Linked DNA regions of Homo sapiens: region 1 is linked to region 2. Evidence: chromatin loops called from intact Hi-C (ENCODE). Cell type or tissue: ovary. All regions are shown on one strand. Each heading gives the region's core, and the rest is flanking DNA. Links, peaks and the distances in the headings are about the cores only.

Region 1 (12,158 bases), core at 2,732-10,731, 140 kb before region 2:
AGAAACTGTGATGTACTACATTAAAAAATATTACCAGGCCAGGTGTGGTGGCTCACACTTGTAATCCCAACACTGAGAGGCTGAGGCTGGAGGATCATTTGAGCGCAGGAGTTCAAAACCAGACTGGGAAATATAGTGAGACCCCATTTTTACAAAAAAAAAAACCAAAGAAAAAAAATTAGCCGGGCATGGTGGCATGCATCTGTAGTCCTAGCTACTTGGGGGACTGAGGTTGAAGGATCACTTAAGGCTGGGAGGTTGAAGCTGCAATGAACTGTGATCATGCCTCTGCACTCCAGCCTAAATTATTGGACCCAATATGCAAATATTTGGGATTTTGGCATATATATTCATAAGAGGTGTTGACCAGTGATAATCTTTTCTTGTATCACCCTTATTCAGATTTGGTATCAACATGATACTTCATCATCTTTGTAATAATTTCTTTCTTTTTTTTAGAGACAGGGACTCTCTCTGTCACCCAGGCTAGAGTGTAGTGGTGCTATCATATCCTACTGCAGCCTTGAAGTCCTGGACTCGAGTGATCTTCTTGCCTTAACTTCTTGATTAGCTGGGATTATAGGCGCAAACCACCATGCTCAGATAATTTTTAAATTTTCTTTTTGTAGAATAAGGGTCTTGCTATGTTGCCCAGGCTGGTCTTCAACTCCTGGGCTCAAGAAATTCTCCCATCTTGGCCTCCCAAATGTCATAGTTTTGGAAAGGGAGGAATTTTTATTTCCTGGAAATTTGGCAAAATCGATTCTTAAATGGTCTGGATCTGGACCTTTTTAAATATGGAGACACTTGCAGTAGCAATTAATCACTTTGGAAGGGTCGCTAGTCCATTCTGCTCACATTTCATTGGCCAGAAGGAGTCATTCTGGCCATACCTAATTTCAGATGGGGCGGGGTGGTAGAATCTTCCTCATCCTGGAAGCAGGGGGCACTCAGTCCAATAGCACAAGGAAACAAATTTTGTCAATAATCTTGAGTGAGCGTGGGAACAGATTCTTCCCGTCAAGGCTTCAGGTGAGAACACAGCCTGGCAAACACTTTGAATGCAGCTTTGTGAGACCCTAAGCAGAGGACCCAGTTAAGCCTGCTTAAATTCGTGACTCACAGAAACTGTGAGATATTAAATACATATTGGTTTAAGGTGTTAAATTTGTGATAGCTTGTTATGTGGCAATAGAAAACTGATGTACTGATCTCTACTGACCTCCCCTTAGAAGTGGATTTGGGTTGATGAAGGGTGTTCGACTCTATTTAAGGTAACCAGCTTATTATTTATTTTCTTTTATACAACGTTTTTTCTATTTATAAAAGTAATACAAATGTTTTGTGTAGAAAAATTGGAAGAAACAGAAAATTATAAAGTAGAAGATCAACATTATCCTTAATCTTAGCACAAAAGGATATTCAGTGTTTTTTCCTACTTGTATTTATGTATGATATGCATATCCTAAAGTTGGGATTCATTCCAAAGTATGTTTTTTGAACCAATATTTTTCCTTTTACTAGATCATGAGCATTTCCTTGTCTCATAATGTGTTCTTCTAAAATATGATTTCAAATGGCTGCATACTATTCCAAAGAGTGTCCCAGTTTATTGAACCATTTCCCTATAGCTAGACATTTATGTTGCTTTAAAATACTCATCATGATAAATAATGCTTTGAAAAATATCCTATACAAAAATCATTGTGCGTATCACTGATTGCTTCTAAATTTCTAAAGGTAGAACTATTAGCTCAAAGGTTGTAAATGTTTTTAAGTCCTTTTCTACCTAACCATCTATTTTCCAACATTTCTAAAAAATAATGTAAGACTTAGACATCTGTTTCTGTAACTCACCAGGTTGGGATAGGACAGAACTATTGATTTTTGAGCATCTAGGTTCCTGTTTTCTTAACCCTGTTTGCAGAGTGGTTTTAAATTATTCATTAAAGTGCAATATGGATTCTATTTATAGACGCATTTGTGTATGAGATCGCTCCTTTAATGTTTGGGGAAAAGCCTACAAATTGCTATTATCACATTCCTATCTTTGTAAATCCTTTTCTACTCCTATTCACCCTTTCTTTGTTCTCAGTCAACCCAGTAGAGACACTGAGACAAATAAAGCCTTGTATCCTTATATTATTCAGACAGAATGGCTGTTCTGAGCCAGCCCTTGTTCTTTTCTTCTTGCCATTTATTAATTAGTTGATCTCAAAAAGATGAGAGATCAGAATATTAATGATTAATTCAAAAATATTTTTCCTGGTCCCTAAAGTAATGGATGTTTGTGTAGAAAATTTCTAAAGGAAAGATTAGCATAAAAAGCAGAATAAAATCTTGATAATTCTACTACCCACAGATGACTACTATTTAAACATAACTTGATCATGCCAGCTTATTCTTAAAATATGTGACTGGATTCTGATGGCTTTTTTTTTTTTTTTTGAGACGGAGTCTTGCTCTGTTGCCCAGGTTGGAGTGCAGTGGCATGATCTTGGCTCACTGCAACCTCCTCTTTCCGGGTTCAAGCAGTTCTTCATGCCTCAGGCTCCAGAGTAGCTGGGATTACAGGCACGTTCCACCACGCCTGGCTAATTTTTGTATTTTTTAGTAGAGACGGGGTTTCACCATGTTGGCCAGGCTGGTCTCAAACTCCTGACCTCAGGTGATCTGCCCGCCTCGGCCTCCCACAGTGCTGGGATTATAGGTGTGAGCCACCACGCCCGCCCTGATGACTAATATTTTGTTTGGAGTTTTTGCATTTGTGCCTGTGAGTGAAATTGGCTTGTAATTTTCCTTTCTTATAGCTGTTCTCTTTTCTAATCTGAGATGAATGCTTAATTTATTAATTTGCAGCTTTTCCTTTTTTTCTAATATGTGTGTTTAAAGTGATATATTTTCTTGTAAACAATGCCTCAACTACATCATACAAAGTTTGATCTAAGGCATTTTCATTATTGTTTGTTATGCTTTCTAATTTCCATTATGGTTTTTTCTTGGATTCCTAGGTAATTTAGAAGAACGTTTAAACATTTCTAAACATATGCATATTTTCTTGTTTTATTATTCTTCAGCAAAATTATATTGCCCAAAGATCCTGCTTTCTATGATTTTAATCCTTTGAAATATGCTGATTTGCCTTGTAGCCCAGAATATGGTATGTAAGTTTTCTCAGATATTCCTATGTGCCTGGAAATAATTGGGTTCAATGTACTATACTAAATATTCTGTTTAGCTGAGTTGGTAAGCATGTTACATCTGCTTTCTTACTAGTTTTTTTTGGTTGTTATATTCATTACTGAGATAATTACACAATTTCATGATGATTATGGATTTGTCTTATTTTTTCTAGCAGTTCTGCCAGTTTTTATGTATAAATTTTTGAGACTGTGTTGTCAGGGCCACACAGATTTAAAACTATTAGGTCTTCCTGATGAATGGAGACTTTAATTATTATGACTGGTTCTCTTTATATCTAGTAATTAATATTTGACTTTATGATATGGTATGTCTGATGTTAATATTAACATAGCCATGCTAGATGTTTTAGGCTCATATTTACATACTATCTTTGTTTTTTATCTTATTCTCAACCTTACTATAGTTTTATGCTTTAGGTATGTCTCTTGCAAAGAGTATAGTTAGATATTTTTTTCATTCAATCTGACAGTCTTTGTCTTTTAATTGGAACAGTTCATTTACATTAAATGTAATTACTGATCTATTTGGGTTTAAATTTACGATTCTATTATGTATTTGTCTTGTCCTACATTTTCTGTGTTTATTTTTCTCTCTTTTCTTGCATTATTTTAATCTGATAATGTGATTTTTTGAAAAAATCATTCCATTTTTCCACCTTCTCCAGTAGTTTGGAGATTGTCCTATTTTTTGTTCTTTTAGTGGTTATTGTGTAAATTGTTACTAACTTATCCAGATAATGTAGTTATACCTTTATCTTTCTCCTAGACAGATCATAGTTTCTTAGAAGACTTGAACTCTATGACCCCCCTCCAGATTCATATGTGCTTATTATTATGCACTTTAATTCTATATATTCTTTTTAAATTCAGTGAAATAAATTAATATTAACGGTATTATATTAACAATATTGGTATTAATAGTATTATTACTGGTAACATTAACAGTATTGTATTAACAGTAATATTAACAGTTAGTGTTCATTTAGATTTATTCAGATACTTGTCTTTTCTTTGCTCTTCATTGCTCCCTGGCATTTCTAACTTATTCTGGGATGATTTCATTTCTGCCCAAAGGGCCCTCTTTAGAAATTCCTTTATTGCAGGTCAGCTGATGTAGACATTGCATTTTTTTTTTTTTTTTTTTTTGAGATGGAGTCTTGCTCTGTTGCCAGGCTGGAGTGCAGTGACGTGATCTCAGCTCACTGCAGCCTCCACCTCCCAGGTTCAAGTGATTCTCCTGCCTCAGCCTTCCCAGTAGCTGGGACTACAGGTGCACGCCACCACGCCCAGCTAATTTTTGTATTTTTAGTAGAGACAGGATTTCACGATGTTGGCTAGGATGGTCTCAATCTCTTGACCTCGTGATCTGCCCACCTTGGCCTCCCAAAGTGCTGGGATTATAGGCGTGAGCCACCGCGCCTGGCCAACATTACATATTTTTTAATCTAAAAATATTTTTATTTCATCTTTTAACAAATTCTTTCAATTTACTTAAACGTTTTGTGGGATATAATTCACACACTATAAAATTCACCCTTTTAAAGTTTACAATTGAGTGTTTTTTGGTGTATTTTCAAGGTCATGCAACTGTCATTACTACATAATTCCAGAACATTTTCTTCACTTTAAAAAGAAACCTCATACACAGTAACTACCTGTTTCTTCCTCCCCAAAGGCCCTGGCAACTGTGAATTTAGTTTTCATCTCTAAGAATTTGCCCATTATGGAAATTTCATATGAGTGGAATTATATAGTATGTGGCCTTTTGTGTCTGGCTTCTTTCACTTTGCATAACATTTTCAAGCTTTATCCATGTTGTAGTATGTATCAGTATTTCATTCCTTTTTGTGGCTAATATTCAGTTGTATCGATATATGGCATTTTGTTTATCCATTCATCAGTAGATAGACATTTCGGTTGTTTTTTGGCTGTTATGAACAACATGCTATGAACAGTAGTACGAGTTTTCATATGAATATATGTTTTCACTTGTCTTGGTTTACACTAGAAGTAGAATTGCTGAGTCATACAGTAACTCTGTTTAACTTTTTGAATAACTGCCAAATTGTTTCCCGAAGATGCTGCAACATCTTCGGGAAACAATTTGGCAATGTAAAATTCCAAACAATTTGGAATGTAAAATGCTGCACCATTTTATATTCCCATCAGTAATTTATGAGGGTTCCAATTTCTGCACATTCTATTCTCTCAAACACTTGTTATTTTCCAGTTTTTTGATTATAGCCATGTAGTGGGTGGGAAGTAGTAGATATTGTGGTATAAATTAGCATTTCTGTAGTGACTGATGGTATTCAGCCCTTTTTATGTACTGCTTATTGGCCCTTTTTGTTTTTTCTTTGGAGAAATGGCTATTTAAATCCTTTGCCCAAGACTTCATGACTAAAACACCAAAAGCAATGGCAACAGAAGCCAAAATTAACAAATGGGATCTAATTAAACTAAAGAGCTTCTGCACAGCAAAAGAAACTATCATCAGAGTGAACAGGCAACCTACAGAATGGGAGAACGTCTTTACAATCTATCCATCTGACAACGGTCTAATATCCAGAGCCTACAAAGTACTTAAACAAATTTTCAAGAAAAAAAAACCCATCAAAAAGTGGGCAAGGCATATGAACAGAAGAAGACATTTATGCAGCCAACAGACACATGAAAAAATGCTCATCATAACTGGTCATTAGAGAAATGCAAATGAAAACCACAATGAGATACCGTCTCACACCAGTTTGAATGGCAATCCTTAAAAAGTCAGGAAACAACAGATGCTGGAGAGGATGTGGAGAAATAGGAAAGCTTTTACACTTTTGGTGGGAGTATAAATTAGTTCAACCATTGTGGAAGACAGTGTGGCGATTTCTCAAGGATCTAGAACCAGAAATACCATTTGACCCAGCAATCCCATTACTGGGTATATACCCAAAGGATTATAAATCATTCTACTGTAAATACACATGCATGCATATGTTTATTGCAGCATTGTTCACGATAGCAAAGACTTGGAACCCACCCAAATGCCCATCAGTGATAGACTGGATAAAGAAAATGTGGCACATATACACCATGGAATACTATGCAGCCATAAAAAAGGATGAGTTCATATCCTTTGCAGGGACATGGATGAAGCTGGAAACCATCATTCTCAGCAAACTAACACAAGAACAGAAAACCAAACACCGCATGTTCTCACTCATAAGTGGGAGTTGAACAATGAGAACACATGGACACAGGGAGGGGAACATCATACACCAGGGCCTGTCGGTGGTGGGGGCCTAGGGGAGGGATAGCATTAGGAGAACTACCTAATGTAGATGACGGGTTGATGGGTGCAGCAAACCACCGTGGCATGTGTATACCTGTGTAACAAACCTGCACGTTCTGCACATGTATTCCAGAACTTAAAGTATAATAAATTAAAAAAAATAGCTGAAAACAAAAACAAAAATAAATAAATCCTTTGCCCATTTAAAAACTGGATTGTCTTTTTATCGCTGAGTTGTAAGTGTTCTTTATGTATTCTGTATGTTAGTCCCTTATCAGGTATATGATTTGCAAATATTTTCCCTCCAACTGTGAGTAGTCTTTTCATTTTCTTTTCTTTCTTTCTTGAGACAGAGTTTTGCTCTGTCGCCTAGGCTAGAGTGCAGTGGCGCAACCTCGGCTCACTGCAAGCTCTGCCTCCCAGGTTCATGCCATTCTCCTGCCTCAGCCTCCCGAGTAGCTGGGACTACAGGTGCCCGCCACTGCGCCTGGCTAATTTTTTGTATTTTTAGTAGAGACAGGGTTTCACCGTGTTAGCCAGGATGGTCTCGCTCTCCTGACCTCGTGATCCACCTGCCTCGGCCTCCCAAAGTGCTGGGATTACAGGTGTGAACTACCGTGCCCAGCCTCATTTTCTTGATAGTATCCTTTGATGCACAAATGATTTTTATTTTGGTAATACTGCATTTATCTATTTTTTTCTTTTGTTGCTTGTGCTTTGTCATATTTAAGACATTGCTTAATCCTAGGTCACAAAGATTTACACCTCCGTTTTATTCTAAGGGTTTTATAGTTTTAGCTCTGAAATTTAGGTCTTTGGTGCGTTTTGAGTTAATTTTTGTCTATGGTATGAAGGAGGAGTTTAACTTCATTCTTCTGCCTGTGGCTGTCTAGTCCTAGTACCATTTGTTCAAAAGACTACCTATTGAATGGCCTTAGCACTTCTGTCAAAACTCAGTTGACCATAAAATATGGGTTTATTTCTGAACTCTCAACTCTATTCCATGGACCTATATGTCTCTCTCTATGCCAGCAGCACACAGTCTTGATTATTGTAGCTTTGTAGTAAGTTTTAAGATTGGAAAGTGTGAGTCCTTCAACTTTGGTCTTTTTATTTATTTTGGTTATTCCTGGTCCCTTGCATTTTCATATGATTTTTAGGTTTGGTTTGTCACTTTCTGGAAAAAAAAAAAGGCAGGTAGAATTTTGATGGGGATTAATTGAATCTGTAGATAATTCGGGGAGTATTGTCAGGTTAACAATATTAAGTTTTCCAATCCATGAGCATAGGATTTAGTAGCTATAATAGTTTTTTAGTGGATTCCTGAGGATTTTTTATATGCAAGATTATATTATCTGCAGATATAGATACTTTTAATTCTTTGCTTCTAATCTGCATGCCTTTTTAAAATTTTTCTCATGTAATTGCCCTGGTTATAAGCTTTAACACAATGTTTAATTGTTGTGGCAAGGGTGGACATCATTGTTTGTTCCTTATCTTAGGGGGAAAGCTTTTAGCCTCTCACCAGTAAGTATAGGTAGCTGTGAATTTTTATAGATGCCCTTAATTAGGTTGAGGAATTTCCCTTCTATCCCTATTTTGTTGAGTGTTATTATCATGAAAGCGTGTTGAATGTTGTCAGATGCTTTTCCTGCATCTATACTGTTATTTTTGTCCTTTATTATATTAATGTCATGTATTACATTGATTCAGTTTTGTATGTTGAGCCAACTTTGAATTCCCTAGATAAATCCCACTTGTCATGGCATATAATCCTTTTTATATATTGGTGGATTCGGTTTTGCAAGTGTTTTGTTGAGGATTTTTTGAGATGGAGTCTCACTTTGTCACCCAGGCTGGAGTGCAGAGGTGCGATCTCAGCTCACTGCAGCCTCTGCCTCCTGGAGTCAAGCGACTCTCCTGCCTCAGCCTCCTGAGTAGCTGGGATGACAGGTGCGTGCCACCATGCATGGCTAATTTTTGAATTTTTAGTTGAGACAGGGTCTTACCATGTTGGCCAGGCTGGTCTTGAACTCCTGACCTCAAGTGCTCTGCCTGCCCTGGCATCCCAAAATGCTGGGATTACAGACATGAGCCGCCACACCCAGCCTTGTTAAGGATTTTTAAGTTTGTATTCTTAAGACATGTTAATCTATAGTTTTCTTGTGATCTCTTTGTCTGGTTTTGGTATTAGGGTAATACTGGCCTTATAGAATGAGTTGGCAAGTGTCCGTTTCTCCTTGTGAAGGATTGGTGTTCATTCTTTAAATGTTTGATAGAATTTAATAGTGAAGCCATCTGTTTCTAATTTTTCCTTGTGGGAAATTTTTAAAATACTGAATATCTTTACTTGTTTTAGGTTTTTTTCAGATGTACTGTTTTTTAAGTTTTGATAGTTTCTGTCTTTCTAGGAATTTGTGAATTTCACCTAGGTTATCTAATTTATTGGCCATCAGTTGTTCATAATATTTCTTTATAGTCCTTTTATTTCTGTAAGGTTGGTAGTTTTCTTTCTGATTTTAGTAAATTGAGTCTTCCCTCTTTTTTTCTTGGTCATTCTAGATAAAAGTTTGTCAGTTTCATTGGTCTTTTTTTAAAAAAAAAACTTTGGTTTCATTGTTGTTTTTCTATTTTCTGTTTCATTTTTGCTCGAATATTTGTTTTTTTCTTTCTTCCACTTGCAAAGGTTTAGTTGGCTCTTTTTCTGATTTCTTAAGGTAGAACGTTAGGTTATTGATTTGAGATATTTCTCTTTTAACATAGGTGTTTACAGCTATAATTTTGTAAGAACTGCTTTTACTGCCTTTCATAAGTTTTGATATGTTGTGCTTTCTTTTACTTTCCTTTTTTTTTTTTTTTTTTTTTTTGAGACAGGGCCTTGGTCTGACACCCAGGCTAAAGTGCATTGGTGCCATCACAACTCACTGCAGCCTCAACTTTGAGTCTCCTGAGCTCAAACGATCTTCCCACCTCATCCTCCTGAGTAGGTGGGACTATAGGTGCATTCCCCTACACCTGGCTAATTTTTTAATTTTTTGTGAGACACAGTGTCTTGTCATGTTGCTCAGACTGGTCTCGAACTCCTGGGCTCAAGCAGTCCTCCCGCTATGGCCTCCCAAAGTGCTGGGATTACAGGCGTTAGCCACTGTGCCTGGCCTCATTTTTAATGATCTCAAAGTATTTTCTAATTTCCCTTGTGGTTTCTCCCTTGACTCTGGTTATTTAGCAGTGTATTGTTAAATTTCCACAAACTTTTGAATTTCTTAAATTTTTATCTGTTACTGATTTCTATTTTTTTCCCTTGTGGTTGGGGAACATATTTTATATTACTTCAATCCTTTAAAATTTTGGGACTTATTTTCTTGGCTAACACCTGGTCTGTTCTAGAGAATGTTCCATGTGTATTTGAGAATAATGTGTTTTCTGCTTTTTGAATGGAGAATTCTATAAATGTCTGCTAGGTCTAATTAGTTTATTAGTATTGTTTAAATCTTTTGTTTTCTTTCTGATTTTCTGTCTTGCATTCCATCCTGTATTGAAAACGGACTTTTGAAGTTTCCAACTGTTACTGTTGAACTGTCTGATTCTCCCTTTTTTCTCTTAATTTTTTGTTTCATGCATTCTGGGGCTTTATTTTATATGTATACACACACACATATATATATGTATATATATGTATATAATTGTTAGAGCTTCTTGATGAATTGACCTTTTTATAGTTATAAAATATTCTTTGTCTGTAATAACAATTTTTGTATTAAAGACCGTTTTTTTCTGATGTTAATATAGCCATTCAAGCTCTCCTTTGGTTACTGTTTGCATTGTATATATTTTTCCATGCTTTTAACTTATTTGTTCGTTGTATTTAAGTGTCTTTCTTGTATACTACATATAACTGAATCATTAAAAAATCCATTTAGACAATTTCTGTGCTTATATTGGAATGTTTAATCCATTTACATTTAATGCAATTTTGACAAGGTGAAATTTATGCCAGCCATTTTGCTTCTTGTTTTCTCTATGCAATGTCTTTTTGAATTTTCTATTACTCCATTACTGACTTTGTGTTAAATAGATATTTTCATTTATTTTACTATTTTTTATTTTCTTAGGGGTTACTTGGGGTCTTACTACTGGCAATTTGTAACAGTTTAGTTTGGATTAGTACCAGTCTAATTTCACTAGTATACAGAAACTTTGCTTCTGTATATCTCCATTCCCTCCTTCTTCCTTTGTGCTGTTATTGTCATACAAAGTACATCTTGCTGGGCATGGTGGCTCACACCTGTAAGCCCAACACTTTGGGAGGCCGACGCGGACAGATCACTTGAGGTCAGGAGTTCGAGACCAGCCTGGCCAACATGGTGAAACCCCGTCTTTACTAAAAAATAACAAAAATTAGCCGGGAGTGGTGGTGCATGCCTGTAATTGCAGCTACTAGGGAGGCTGAGACAGGAGAATTGCTTGAACCCAGGAGGCAGAGGTTGCAGTGAGCTGAGATTGCACCATTGCACTACAGCCTAGGAGACAAAGGAAAACTCCATCTCAAAAAAAATATATATATATATCTTGTACATTCTGTTCACTTCAACACAGATTTGTAATTACTGGCTTTTACAGTTATCTGTACTTGTTACAGTTTTGTTTTTAATAATTTTTATTTTTCAATTTAAAAATAGATTTAGAGGGAACAAGTACAGTTTTATTACATGCATATATTGCATGCTGGTGAAGTCTAGGCTTTTAGTATAAGCATCACCTGAATAGTGTACATTTTAACCATTAGGTAATTTCTCATTCCCCACCCCCTCTCACCCTCCCACCTTTCCAAATATCTGGTGTCTATTATTACATTCTGTGTGTCCATGTGTATATATTACTTAGCTCCCATATTCTCTCGTAAGTGAGAATATATGGTATTTGACTTTCTGAATTATTTCACTTAAGATAATGGCCTCCATTTCTATCCATGTTGCTGCAAAGGACATGATTTCATTTTTTTATGTGGCTTAGTAGTATTTTTTGGTATATGTATACTACATTTTCTTTATCCAGTCAGCTGTTGATGGATACTTAGGTTGGTTCCATATCTTTCTATCATGAATAGTGCTGTAATAACATACGAGTACAAGCATCTTTTTGATACAGTGATTTCTTTTCCTTTGGGTAGATAGCCAGTAGTGGGATTGCCAGATCAAATGGTAGTTCTATTTCTATTTTTAGTTCTTTGAGAAATCTCCACACTGTTTTCCATAGAGATTGTACTAATTTACATTTGTGTTCCTTTTCTCTGCATACTTGCCAACATCTGTCATTTTTTGACTTTTTAATAATAGCCATTCTGAGTGTTGTAAGATGATATCTCATTGTTGTTTTAATTTGCATTTCTCTGGTGATTAGTGATGTTGAGCACTTTTTCAAATGTTTTTTGGCCATTTGTATATCTTTTGAAAAATGCCTGTTCATGTTTGCTTACTTTTAATGGGGTTATTTTTTTTTCTTGTCGAGTTGTTTGAGTTTCTTGTAGATCCTGGATATTAGTCTTTTGTTGGATGTATAGTTTGCAGATATTTCTCCCATTCTGCAGGTTGTCTCTTCACTCTGTTGATGATTATTTTTGCTGTGTAGACACTTTTAAGTTATTATTAAGTCCCATTTGTCTATTTTTGTTATTG
Region 2 (12,158 bases), core at 2,573-10,572:
TGACCCTGCCAAATCCCCCTCTGCGAGAAACACCCAAGAATGATCAATAAAAAAATAAATAAATAAATAAATAAATCATATCAAAGTAAAAAGTTTCCAAAAAAAATAAAAAGTTTCAAAAAAAAAAAATAGTGCCAGTGAGCTCTGCATAACAGGAGAGAGTCTTGTTTTCCATTGTTGACATTTTTACTCTTTATATTTAAGTATCTTTTTTTTTTTTCTTTTTGAGATGGAGTTTTGCTCTTGTTGCCCAGGCTGGAGTGCAATGGCACAATCTCAGCTCATTGCAGCCTCTACCTCCTGGGTTCAAGCGATTCTCCTCCCTCAGCCTCCCGAGTAGCTGGGATTATAGGCGCCCACCAATGTGCCTGGCTAATTTTTGTATTTTTAGTAGAGATGGGGTTTCACCACGTTTCCCAGGCTGGTCTCGAACTCCTGATCTCGGGTAATCTGCCTGCTTTGGCCTCCCAAAGTGCTGGGATTATAGGTGTGAGGCACCGCGCCTGGTCTTAAGTATCATTTTGAAGAGTTATGAAAACCACCTAAGCCACAAATAATTTTAAGTCATTATTGTTAGTAAGAGAATTACATATATTGCTACGTTCGTTCCAACTCATGGTATGTTCCTGTTGTTTAGTAATTGGGAAACCTGAGACATGATGTGAAGTAATTCACCTGCAATTTGGGGGTGCCTGCACAGCAGGAATGTTCTGGCACCATGACTGCTCCTAGGAACACAGAATAATAGTCATTAAAATGCTGTAAATAGCAGTGTGTCCTGAATTCACCCACACCCTCTGAAGAAATTATTAGAACCTGTCTCCTGCCTCCTTCCATGAGAGTCCGTGGGTCCCCTAGCGGCGTGCAGCCTGCTGGGATGGAAAGGGCCCGTGCTGCAACTCTGCATAAAGAATTTCCAGCTGTTGACCCTTCCCAACTGCTTCCCTCTCTGAGCCTGATCCTCATCTATAAAAATCATAATAGTGCCTGCTTTTTAATCTGGTAAATACTAGGTATATTGTAATAAGCCTGAACGTTCTTGGAAATCATAAAATGCTTGAAAATAGTTTCGCCTCCTTTTTAAGATTTTGCATGTGTTCATAATCAGTGCCTGTTTCTGGAACGTAATTCATTAGGATAACAGCTGGATCTTGACGTTTCATCTGAGTTTCGTTTTGTTTGAGACAGGGTCTTGCTCTGTTGCCCAGGCTGGAGTGCAATGGCGTGATCATAGCTCACTGCATCCTCAACTTCCTGGGCCCAAGTGATCCTTCCACCCCAGCCTCCTGAGTAGCTGGGACTACAGGCGCGTGTCACCACACCTGGCTAATTTTTTTTTTTTTTTAAATAGAGACTAGGTCTCCCTGTGTTGCCCATGCTGGTCTCAAACTCCAGACCAGCCGTAGCTCAAGTGATCCTTCCGCCCTGGCCCCCCACAGTGCTGGGATTACAGGTGTAAGCCGCTGTGCCTGGCCTCATCCGAGTTTTTTGGAAGTGTTTCCTTGCTGCCTAAATTATATGGTGGGGCCTCCAGGGAACAAAGCGAGTCCCCCTGCTTGGGCCCTGGTGGTCACTGGCATTCCTGCCCACACAGCAGTGGGGGACATCCCAGGCTAGGGCTAATGGCTGTCCACAGGGTAGGGCCTTGCTTCTCCGTCACTTTGCTCCACTAGACAGTAGAGTTTGGTTGGGGTCTGTAGCATGCCAGGCACCTTTGACGCTTCACAAATGTGTTACCAGATTTTTAAAAAGGTATTTCTGCTATAACTGAGGATGTGGACTGTTGCAACAGGAAAAGTTGAAAGCCTTACTAAAGAGATCAGGCTTTGAGGTATAGCTCAGGTAATGCTACCTGCAAGTAAAGGGTAACTTTTTAGCAGACTATAGCAAAGGCGGGGAGAGACTGGGGAGACCTACGGGGGAAGATGGGGGCACCTACAGTTGCAAGGTGGGCACCAGTTGTCAGGAGTTGACAGGAGGGCATAGCCAGGAACAGCTGGTGTCTCCTTACTGGGACATGCTGTGACCTGTAGAATCGTGTCTGACCATTTCTGGAGGATGCAGTACTGAATTCAAGTAACAAGGTGTCCTGTGAACCCCCCACAGTCAGATGGGTGAGGGATGGGGAGGGTCACGCAGGGTGTGGGCGGCGTGCCTGGCATGGGTCCTGCCAAGTTCGTCAGGTAACGTGATACTTCTCCCTTGCTTTTTGGTAGATGGACAGTGTGTCACCCTCGGGGAGCAGGTGGGCTGGCAGGACAGGCGGCCCCAGGCCGGGAGAAGGAGACACTCCCAGGTACTCTCGTCTACCCCTGCTGGTGACCTGCCTGCCCGGCCCCGTTCTGTTCCAGATGATGGCTCACCTGTGACCCTGCCTGCCCTGCCCAGCTTCGCCCCCATGTCTGCCTGTCCCCAACCTCAGTGCTGTCGGCTGACCTACCTCAGCCCACGCCCTGCCCTCTTTTTTCCCACCCCACGGGGCCGATCCTGACTTCTGGTTGCTCCCTTTGCTTGACCGTTCTCTTGAGGTTCTTAACCCTGAACTGCACCCGACTCCCATTGACCTCACTCACTGTGGGCCGCCACGAGGGCCCCTCAGAGACGATGCTAACGGCCTCTCAGATGCTGACCTGCTTCATGTCTATTTCCTTTTACAGGGTAATTTGTAGTGGAATGAGAAAAAAAAGTTGTATTTCTTAAACAACATGATCTGGAGTATGTGGTGACTGTCAACTTTTCATCTATGCAGAATGTTAATGACTCACCAGTCACAGGGCAGTTCTCCTCAGGTTAGAAACACAGTGGAGCTAATGACACATTTCAGAATTAGAAATGGTTTTAGCAATAATTCTAAATGAGGCTGGAAGAATTGAATTGCTGTCCAGATCCAACAGACTTATTCAGCCAACAGTAACCAAATACATGCTCTGTGCCCTGCTCTGTCCTGGGCTTAGAACACAGTGAGTGCACATCAATGGCTGTGTCCCCAGAGCTGGCCGTCCTGTGTGTACTTCATACCTGAGAAAATGAGATGGCATGCTCAGCAGATCAAGGAAGGGGGCATGAAGCAGAGGTCAGGAGTGAATGTGTGTGCACACGTGCGTGTGCATGTGTGTGTCTGCACATGCAAATGTGCATGCATGTTTGTGCATACATAGTGTGTGCACGTGTGTGTGTGATTGCATGTATGTGTGTGATTGTGCACGTAGTGTACCCGCATGTGTGCGAGGGTGAGTGTGTGCATGTGAGTTCATGTGTGCATGAGTGGGTGCATGTGTACATGTGCTTGTGTGCCTATGAGTGCACGAGTGTGTGCATGTGTTTGTGATCGTGTCTTTTCATGTGTGTATGTGTACACATGTGTGCATACATACATGCAGTTGGGGGTTGCCAGTGTTCAATAGGGCCGTCAAGGTTGGCCTTATTAAGAAGGTGATGTTAAAGGAAAGATGAGGGTGTGAGCCATGGATGAGGAGCAATCCGGGCAGAGGAGTCCCCAGCACGAAGGCTTTAAGGTGGAGGACAACCCGGGGCCAGTGTGGCCGGAGCAGAGCGAGCAAGGGAGAGCATCAGGGGCTGAGTTCCAGGAGGTGAGGAGCAGGTCATTTGTGGTCCTGTGGCGTCCTAAGAGCTTTTGCTGTGAGTGGGAGCCAGTGCTTCTTGTCTTAAGCAGAGGTGGGACATGCCAGTGCTTCTTGTCTTAAGCAGGGGAGGGACCTGGGCCGAGTTAGGTTCTCGCCAAATCGCTCTGGTGTCTGGGTAGAGAATAGTCTCTCGGCCGGGCGCAGTGGCTCACGCCTGTAATCCCACCACTTTGGGAGGCCGAGACGGGCGGATCACGAGGTCAGGAGATGGAGACCATCCTGGCTGACACGGTGAAACCCCGTCTCTACTAAAAATACAAAAAAAATAGCCAGGTGTGGTGGCGTGCGCCTGTAATCCCAGCTACGCGGGAGGCTGAGGCAGGAGAATGGCGTGAACCCGGGAGGCGGAGCTTGCAGTGAGCCGAGATCTCGCCACTGCACTCCAGCTTGGGCGACTGAGTGAGACTCCGTCTCAAAAAAAAAGAAAAAGAATAGTCTCTCAGGGGATCCAGTGGGGAAGCAGAGACTGGTGAGGAGGCTTCACCTGGACCCAGGTGAGAGGTGGTCCCGAGGACGTCATGAGAGGGTCAGATTCAGGATCCGTTTTGAAGGTAGGACCTTCAAACAGAGTGGAGGAAGTACTTGTGGGACAGGGGAGGTGAGGTGACTGCGGGGCTCTAGGCCCGATTAGCAGGAAGGACGAAGTTGTGTCCAGCACTTGCATCGAGGGCAGCCAAGGTGGGACGCCGTGCCATTCAGGCAGAGCAGTGAGCACACAGTTGGATAGAGAGACCCAGGAGAGGTGGACTTGTGCCTGTGGACTTGTGCCTGATTGGTCCCTCCATGATGTTTTATGCCGGAAATGGCATGGGTCATCCGGGGGCGTCTGTGGAGAGAAGAGGAGCAAGGACCCAGGCCTGGGGCGCCCCTGCCTTGGCAGGCTGGGATGCAGTGGAGGAACAAGCAGAGTCTGAGCCTAAGTGGCCAGCGAGGGACCCAGGAGACGCAAAAGCTGAGGGCAGTGCCTCATCAGGAGAGGAGAGATAGTCTCAATCCTGTGGACAGGTGGGGTAAGGGGAGAGCCAGGAATGAGCCACCAGAGCTCACACAGGTCCTTGGGGGTCTTGAGCAGTTTTAGACTTGGCGGGCAACAAAAGCAAAAGTGGGGTGCTCTGGAGAGGGAGAAGGACAGCAGAGGGGCTGGGGCAGCAAGGTGGAGTTTTGAAGAGTTTTACTACAAAGGAAAAGAGAGTAGTAGGGGGAAGGAAGCCAGTTTTGAGAGTGGAAGAAACAGTAGGTTGTTTCTGTGTAGGTCACAGCAACCAGCAGAGCTCTCACAAGGGCAGGAGAACCACTGGGGCAGCCTTGGGATGCCCAGGATGGGGGTGGGCTCAGTAGAGGGGCTGGCTGGCCCACCGAGGCCAGCATCTTGCAGTGGCGAAGGTGCAGAGATGGTGGGGTCCATCCCAGGAAGCCCCTCACAACAAGGCTGTGTTGGTCGTCAGCCCAGCGTGGGAAGGGGGAGTTTTGAAGACAGGAATCGGTATGAGATATGCATATTTATATGTTTTTGATGTACGATAAAAGGCAGTTTCATATGGGTCAGTGTAAGGTTTGTGCGGTAGAATTTGGAAGGCTGGGAGCATGGCCAGCCCAGGGAGTGAGTGTGGTCACTGGTGTGTGTGGCCTGCCTGTGGTCTGGTCTGGTGTACACTGAGTCGTTTGTGTTCTCCAGTTGTGTGCAGCTCCAGAGTCTAGGCACGGAATTGACAGAGAGTGAGACTTTAATAGGGTGTGGCTTTTGTCAAGCAAGGACAAGGAACCAAGCGGGTAGCCAGACACAAAGGCAGAGAGGAGACGATGGTCTCGCGGCGTGATCTGGGCTAGGGAAGGAGAGAAGCTCGCGAGGGAGGTGTGCAACAGCCGGAAGGCAGGTGGCCGCCAACAACTTTCTTTTTCCAGTTGGTGGCAGTCATAAGTTAATTTCTGTCGAAGTAGAATACAACTAAGAAAAAATTTTAAAATACAACTACCTCTTCAGCTTAGAGAATAGTACTACTTGGTTTCCCTGGTAACTGCCAACCGCTTGACTGACTGCACAGCAAGTGTTAGGTCGTGGCACAGGGTAATTACAGACAACAGAGAAATTGCAGGGTAAGGCTTAAATAATCCTAAAGCAACTATGTAGTTAGGTCCTGCTCCTGAAAGCAAGGATGCAGTTCATTTCCAGCCCTGAGCTGCACTCAGGAGCTGGGCCTCATGCCCAGTCCCCATCCTTAGGGCAGTGCCCGCCCTCAGGCTGACAGCCTTTCCTTTCCTTGCTCCAGTCGCTTGGGTGTGAGTCCTGCTTCTCCCATTTTCTCTGTGCTGGGACCTCAAGGCAAGCCGACTGCAAGCCCACCTGGCCCAGGCCACTGCAGGGCCACCCTTCGCAGGGCCAGGCTGTGAAGCAGTTGGAGGCGAGGCCCGGGGCTCCAGGCTACTGTGTTGAGATTAATCTTACCAACTAGAACTTTAAAAATTGTGTTTCCAGCCTTTATTTGAAAGTGGGAGAAACAGTAGCTTGTCTCTGTGCAGGTGGCAGCAACCCGCAGAGCTGCGGCAAGGGCAAGAGAACCGCTGGGGCAGCCTTGGGATGCCAGGAGGGGCGGGCTCAGTGGAGGGTCTGGCTGGCCCACCGAGGCCAGCGTCTGGCAGTGATGAAGGTGCAGAGAAGGTGGGGGCCCTCCCAGGAAGCCCCTCTGGGATAAGAGGTTAGCTTATCTATTGTCTGTGGAAAGAAAACTTAAATAGAGTTTTCTTTTTTAAAAAAGACAGCACAAGTCAGTCTTCTGGTGATTGTAACAGGATGGTCACCTGAGAACAGTCATCTACTGACACCCTGAACCAGAATCTCCAGAAAAGACAGAAATTTTGAAACAGCAGCAACAACAGAAATTCATGATGTGCTAGGAGACAGGGATGACTGCAGTCAGAGGACCAGATGTCTTGATTGATTATTAAGAGAGAGAAACAGGCGATGTTTGTGGAATCACATCACCACAGAAGACATGCAGACAGGCCTAATGCAGAGAAGAGTGGAAGTTAGGACGCTCAGCGCAGATTAATGGACTCAGGGAGTTGGAGAGGGCTGGCTGGCAGCACTTACTCAGAGGAGCAGAGCCAGGTATCCCCCTCAAACCCCCCGGCTTTGGGCCCAGGCAGTCAGAAGTTGTGTCGGGGCCAGCCACCAACTCCAGTGAGGGACAGGGAGCCACTTCCAGGAGATGAAACATTGTCACATGCAGTCCAAAGACACCCCTCCTTCTCCCTGCTGCAACACCCGAGGCTGACCAAAGTAGACAGGAACAGTATCCAGGATGAGCAAACCAAGCCTCTCTAAAGCAAAACTGCCAACAAGCTGGGAACCACAGCACGCTGGAGGGAAACCAGCAGCAGGAGAAAGCAGCAGCAAGCACAGCAGAAAGAAGACGTGGGGCCGCCTTCCGGACGGAGACTCGGTCAGACACACGGCTCCTTCAAAGGGAGTGCCAAAGGCCTTGAAGAGTAGACGGTCAAAGTGGCACAGCCAGGAAAGCAGGACTCACAGAATGGGCAGCATGAAGAGTTGCATAGCCACGGACTATTGAGAACGCAGACCCAGAACTGTTACCGCACTCAGACGTCAAAAACCGAGAGCTATTCCCGAGCACAGACCGAGGACCAGCGAGTCCAGGACTCGCTGATGCAGAGCTCCAGGACTGACAGGCGGGGAGAGCGAGAGGAAAAGCTGAGGCCAAGCGCGATGCTGAGAAGCTCCATATTCTGTTTAACAGGAGTCTGAGGACCAGGAAAGAGAGAATATTGAGGGGAAGATAATGGAGACATCCTAGAAGATCGTCTCCCCGAGCACAGAGCGCATCACAGGACTGACCAGTATTGAGTGGGCGCGGGGAAAACATGGCTGCCAGGACCTGTGAGGACCGAGTTTCAGATACTGTGGACAGCGGAGACTCCACAGGGGCTCTGCAGGAGGAGACGGGAGGCGATAGCCCCTGCAAAGCTCTGGCTGGTGATTGGCATCAGACTTCTCAATGAGAAACTGTACTCTAGATTTAATTAGAACAGTATCTTCAAAATACTCGGGAAAAATGATTTCAAACCTGGAATTGTAGACACAGACAGACTAGAATTCAAATTGAAGGGCAAAGGAAAAGTGTCTTCAGATAGTGAAGGACTCAGAGGTTACCAGCCTCATCCCTAATACCCTGACAAAACTAAAAAAAAGACAACTATCTATGAAAGAAAACAAGTTTTGATTCCACAAATAATGGAGAGGAAAGCATCCAGTGTAACATGTACTAGTCTAAATCACTGTTGGTGTATATTGGTATGCAAATTAAAATACTATTTGAAATAAAAATCTCAAGCATATGTATCTGTATAATGATGAGAAGGAGAAAAATGAAAGCTTACTAAACTTCAGGGTTTTTTTCAGGGGAAATTTATAGATGCTACTCACGCCCGTAGTATAGAAATGAAGGCTTAAATGGATTAATGATTTACAAGGAACCATTGTAAATGATTTACAAGGAACCCTGGCTCTACAGAAAATTTACAAATTAGCTGGATGTAGTGGTGCGTGCATGTAGTCCCAGCTACTCCAGAGGCTGAGGTGGGATTATCGCTTGAGCCGAGGAGTTTGGGGCTATAGCAAGCCAAGACCGTGCCTCTGCACTCCAGCCCAGGTGACAGAATGAGACCCCACCTCTAAAATTAAGTAAATAGGAGCTCCCTGAGGAATAGGGACAGATGCATGACTTCACATCTTGAACAGGAAAATTTTCAGAACGAAGAAAACCTCATCAATTCACCAAAAGGTGGAGTAGAATGGAAAACATTTGAAATCATAGAAAATATATAAGGCAAGACATTAATTCAAATATGAGGTTAGATTTCTCTATTAAAAGGCAGACCTCAGATTGTCTTAAAAATGACCCAGAGGCCGGGTGCAATGGCTCACGCCTGTAATCCCAGCACTTTGGGAGGCCGAGGTGGGCGGATCACAAGGTTAGGAGTTCGAGACCAGCCTGGCTAACACAGTGAAACCCCATCTCTACTAAAAATACACAGAATGAGCCGGGCGTGGTGGCAGGTGCCTGTAGTCCCAGCTACTTGGGAGGCTGAGGCAGGAGAATGGCGTGAACCCGGGAGGCGGAGCTTGCAGTGAGCCGAGATTGCGCCACTGCACTCCAGCCCGGGCGACAGAGCCAGACTCTGTCTCAAAAAAAAAAAAAAGGACCTAGAAACAGAGAATTTGTTAATGGGAAGGGCACTGAGCAATGCCAGCCACTAGAAAGCAGACCAGCAACGACATTTTCGTGAAAAAGATGAAAGGCATTAAATGGGACAAAGATACTTCACGTTTATAATCCTCTAAGAAGATACGATCATTGTGAACTTTTATGTACATAATTACATAGCTGTGAAATTTATGTAGAAAGAAATTCTAAGAATAAGAGATGGATTAATTCAGTACCATAATGGGAAATTTCAATTGACAAATCAAAGGGACCAGAATGTCCGTATGTTTACGAGGAATTTGAATAGCATTCATAACCCACTCTCTTTTTGGAAGGGGACACAGAGGACACTTGTCTTCTTCTTTTTCTTTTTTTTTTTTTCCCCTTTCCTTTCTTTTCTTTACCTTCTCTCTCTCTCTCCAGGACCATTCACAAATATCTCTGCCATGTATTTGATTTTATAGAAAATCTTAATTTTCAAAAGCAGAAATCATAAAGTGCAGTAAAAGTGGAAAAAAACACAAAATGATAGCCAAAAGTAACCCAGGCGTCATTATATACTTGGGAATTTTGGAATGCCTTTAAATAAAGCATACTGATTAAAAAGTAATGAAAGTGAGAGAATGTTGCACGTCAAACATGAGGGATGCCACAAAAGCAATTCTCAGAAGAAAATGTCAGAAAACCAGAAACATTTACAATGAATGAACTGGCCATATGACTCTAAAGGTTAGAGAAAGACTTAAAACCAATTCAAGATAAAGTAGGAAAAATGAATGAAGATAAAATAGAGGTTAATACAGTAGAGCATGGAAACTTATTGCTTGGTGCAATAAATTCTGAAAAAGAATCAATAAAATACTTAAACTGTTAGCCACTTCGATCAAGAAAGAGAAGGTGTGAAACCTTAAAACTTGGGAAACAGGAAAATAGATACCACTGCAGGTAGGAAGCTGTTAACACTCTAAGAGACTGCTGTTTACAGCCTCTGTGCAAAGAAATTTGGAAATCTAAGTGAACAGTTTTCTACAAAGATGTAAATCAACGAAACTGCCTCAATGTATGTAATGAGTCTGAAAAGACCCGTAATTGTGAGAGTGATTGAAAACGCCAGTCAGAGGGCTGCACTCTCACACCACCTGACGATCCCCTCTGCAGGTGGGTTTCAGCATGTCCCAAAGGGAGGGTCATGTGTGAGGTCTATAAACCATGCTGGTGTACAGAAACAACAAAACTTCTCCAAGTCATCTGATGAGCTCAGCAATATTGTCATGTAGAAATTGTGCAAGAATTGTTAAAAAAAAATCTATAGGTAACTGTACCCTCAGAAAACAGATGTGCAATCATAAGTAAAGTGTTAGAAAATTAAATCCAACCTGCACTTAGTTTTAACTGTTTTTATTTTCATTTAGGAAGAGCTTTTTACAATTTGGTTTGGAGGTTTTGCTGTGTCTCCTGCCTCAGTTTCCTCTTTGGGATGCTGTTCACATGTGTTTGCACTTCCTTGTCTGTCTTCTGTATGTATCACTTCTCTTGAATTCTTTTCATTGCTTTTTTAAAAATTTTTTAAAGTTTCCATTTTTTGTCTGTTGTGTTTATTTGGTCTTTTTGTGTCTTCTAATTTCATCTTTATTTTTGAAATATTTTTCTTTCTATTCCCACATATTTTCTAGTTCTGTGACCTCAGTTGTTTAGTTTTTCTAATTCTGATTTGTATTTTTTCACCTTTTGCACCATTAATGCCTTTTAGGCAATTAACAAATACTTGATTATGGTTTTTGTCTTTTTTGTTAGCATGTTTTTATGGTGTGTTTATTGTCAGTAAAGATGTTATTTAGTTTCTTATTTTCTTTTGTCTTTTAAAAAACTTTGTATGGGGTTTGAATTGTGTGAAATTTGTTTCCCAAACCTCTTAGAATGGAAGCATGATTTATAATAGCATTTCTAATTACATAGCTCTTGAAGGCCCTCTTGTGTTATTTTTATATAAAGTTTAAATACGAGGGCTTAATCAATGAATTTGTAATGTGTCTGGGGACAGGCCATGGAGAATCAGCCGAGAATTAGGTGGTAATACTGGCTCAGTGCTCATGTTCTGATTTTGATCATTGCACTGTGGTTATCTGGATGTTGTTTTGGGGAAACACATGGTACAGTATTTGGGGTGAAAGAGCGTGGTGTATGGGCCTACAGAGATAGTAAATATGTGGATGGACAGATGTATGGATCCGTAGAGAAAGTGAATGTGAATGCTAGATGGATGGATGCATGAATCCATAAAGAAAGTGAATGTGTGCATGGATGGATGAATGCATGGATGGACGAATGCATGGATCCACAGAGAGTGAATGCGTGGATGGACGAGTGCATAGGTCCATAGAGAGAGTGAATGCATGGATGGACAAGTGCATGGATCCACAGAGAGTGAATGCATGGATAGTTGAGTGCGTGGATCTGTAGAGAGAGTGAATGCGTGGATGGACGAGTGCATGGATCCACAGAGAGTGAATGCATGGATAGACGAGTGCATGGATCCATAGAGAGAGTGTAATGCATGGATAGATGAGTACATGGATCCGTAGAGACTGAATGCATGGATGGACAGATGCATGGATCCATAGAGAGAGTGATTGTGTGCATGGATGGATGAATGCATGGATGGATGAATGCATGAATCCACAGAGAGTGAATGCATGGATGGATAAGTGCATGGATCCATAGGGAGAGTGAATGCATAGATGGACGAGTGCATGGATCCACAGAGAGTGAATGCATGGATGGACGAGTGCGTGGATCCATAGAGAGAGTGAATGGATGTGCATGTGGATGAATGCATGGATCCTTAGAGAGAGTGAATACGTGGATGGACAGATGCATGTATCCATAGAGAGTGAATGCATGGATGGACGAATGCATGGATCCATAGAGAGAGTGAATGCATGGATGGATGAGTGCATGGATCCATAGAGAGAGTGAATGGATGCCTACATGGATGAATGCATGGATCCATAGAGAGAGTGAATGGATGTGTACATGGATGAACGCATGGATCTGTAGAGAGAGTGAATGGATGCGTACATGGATGAATGCATGGATCCGTAGAGAGAGTGAATGGATGTGCATGTGGATGAATGCATGGATCCTTAGAGAGAGTGAATACGTGGATGGACAGATGCATGTATCCATAGAGAGTGAATGCATGGATGGACGAATGCATGGATCCATAGAGAGAGTGAATGCATGGATGGATGAATGCATGGATCCATAGAGAGAGTGAATGGATGTGTACATG

What was found. A loop is a pair of places that touch in the nucleus more often than their neighbours do. Peaks named below come from ENCODE experiments on the same cell type or tissue, not always from the same donor. Only the 100,000 strongest peaks of a DNase experiment are listed, where the experiment ranks them.
Region 1: it touches region 2 in a loop (4-fold over the local background); 2 of 110 quality-filtered maps call a loop at or near these places.

What each region holds. Positions count from the first base shown.
Region 1 is chr21:45,650,011-45,662,168 of GRCh38, forward strand. All of the region lies in intron 1 of PCBP3 (poly(rC) binding protein 3), which reads left to right. Among named protein-coding and RNA genes, the nearest start is that of PCBP3, 12 kb to the left of the region's middle. In ovary, for the core only: no CTCF peak of the experiment used is centred there; no DNase peak of the experiment used is centred there.
Region 2 is chr21:45,786,082-45,798,239 of GRCh38, forward strand. All of the region lies in intron 4 of PCBP3 (poly(rC) binding protein 3), which reads left to right. Among named protein-coding and RNA genes, the nearest start is that of PCBP3-AS1, 44 kb to the right of the region's middle. In ovary, for the core only: no CTCF peak of the experiment used is centred there; no DNase peak of the experiment used is centred there.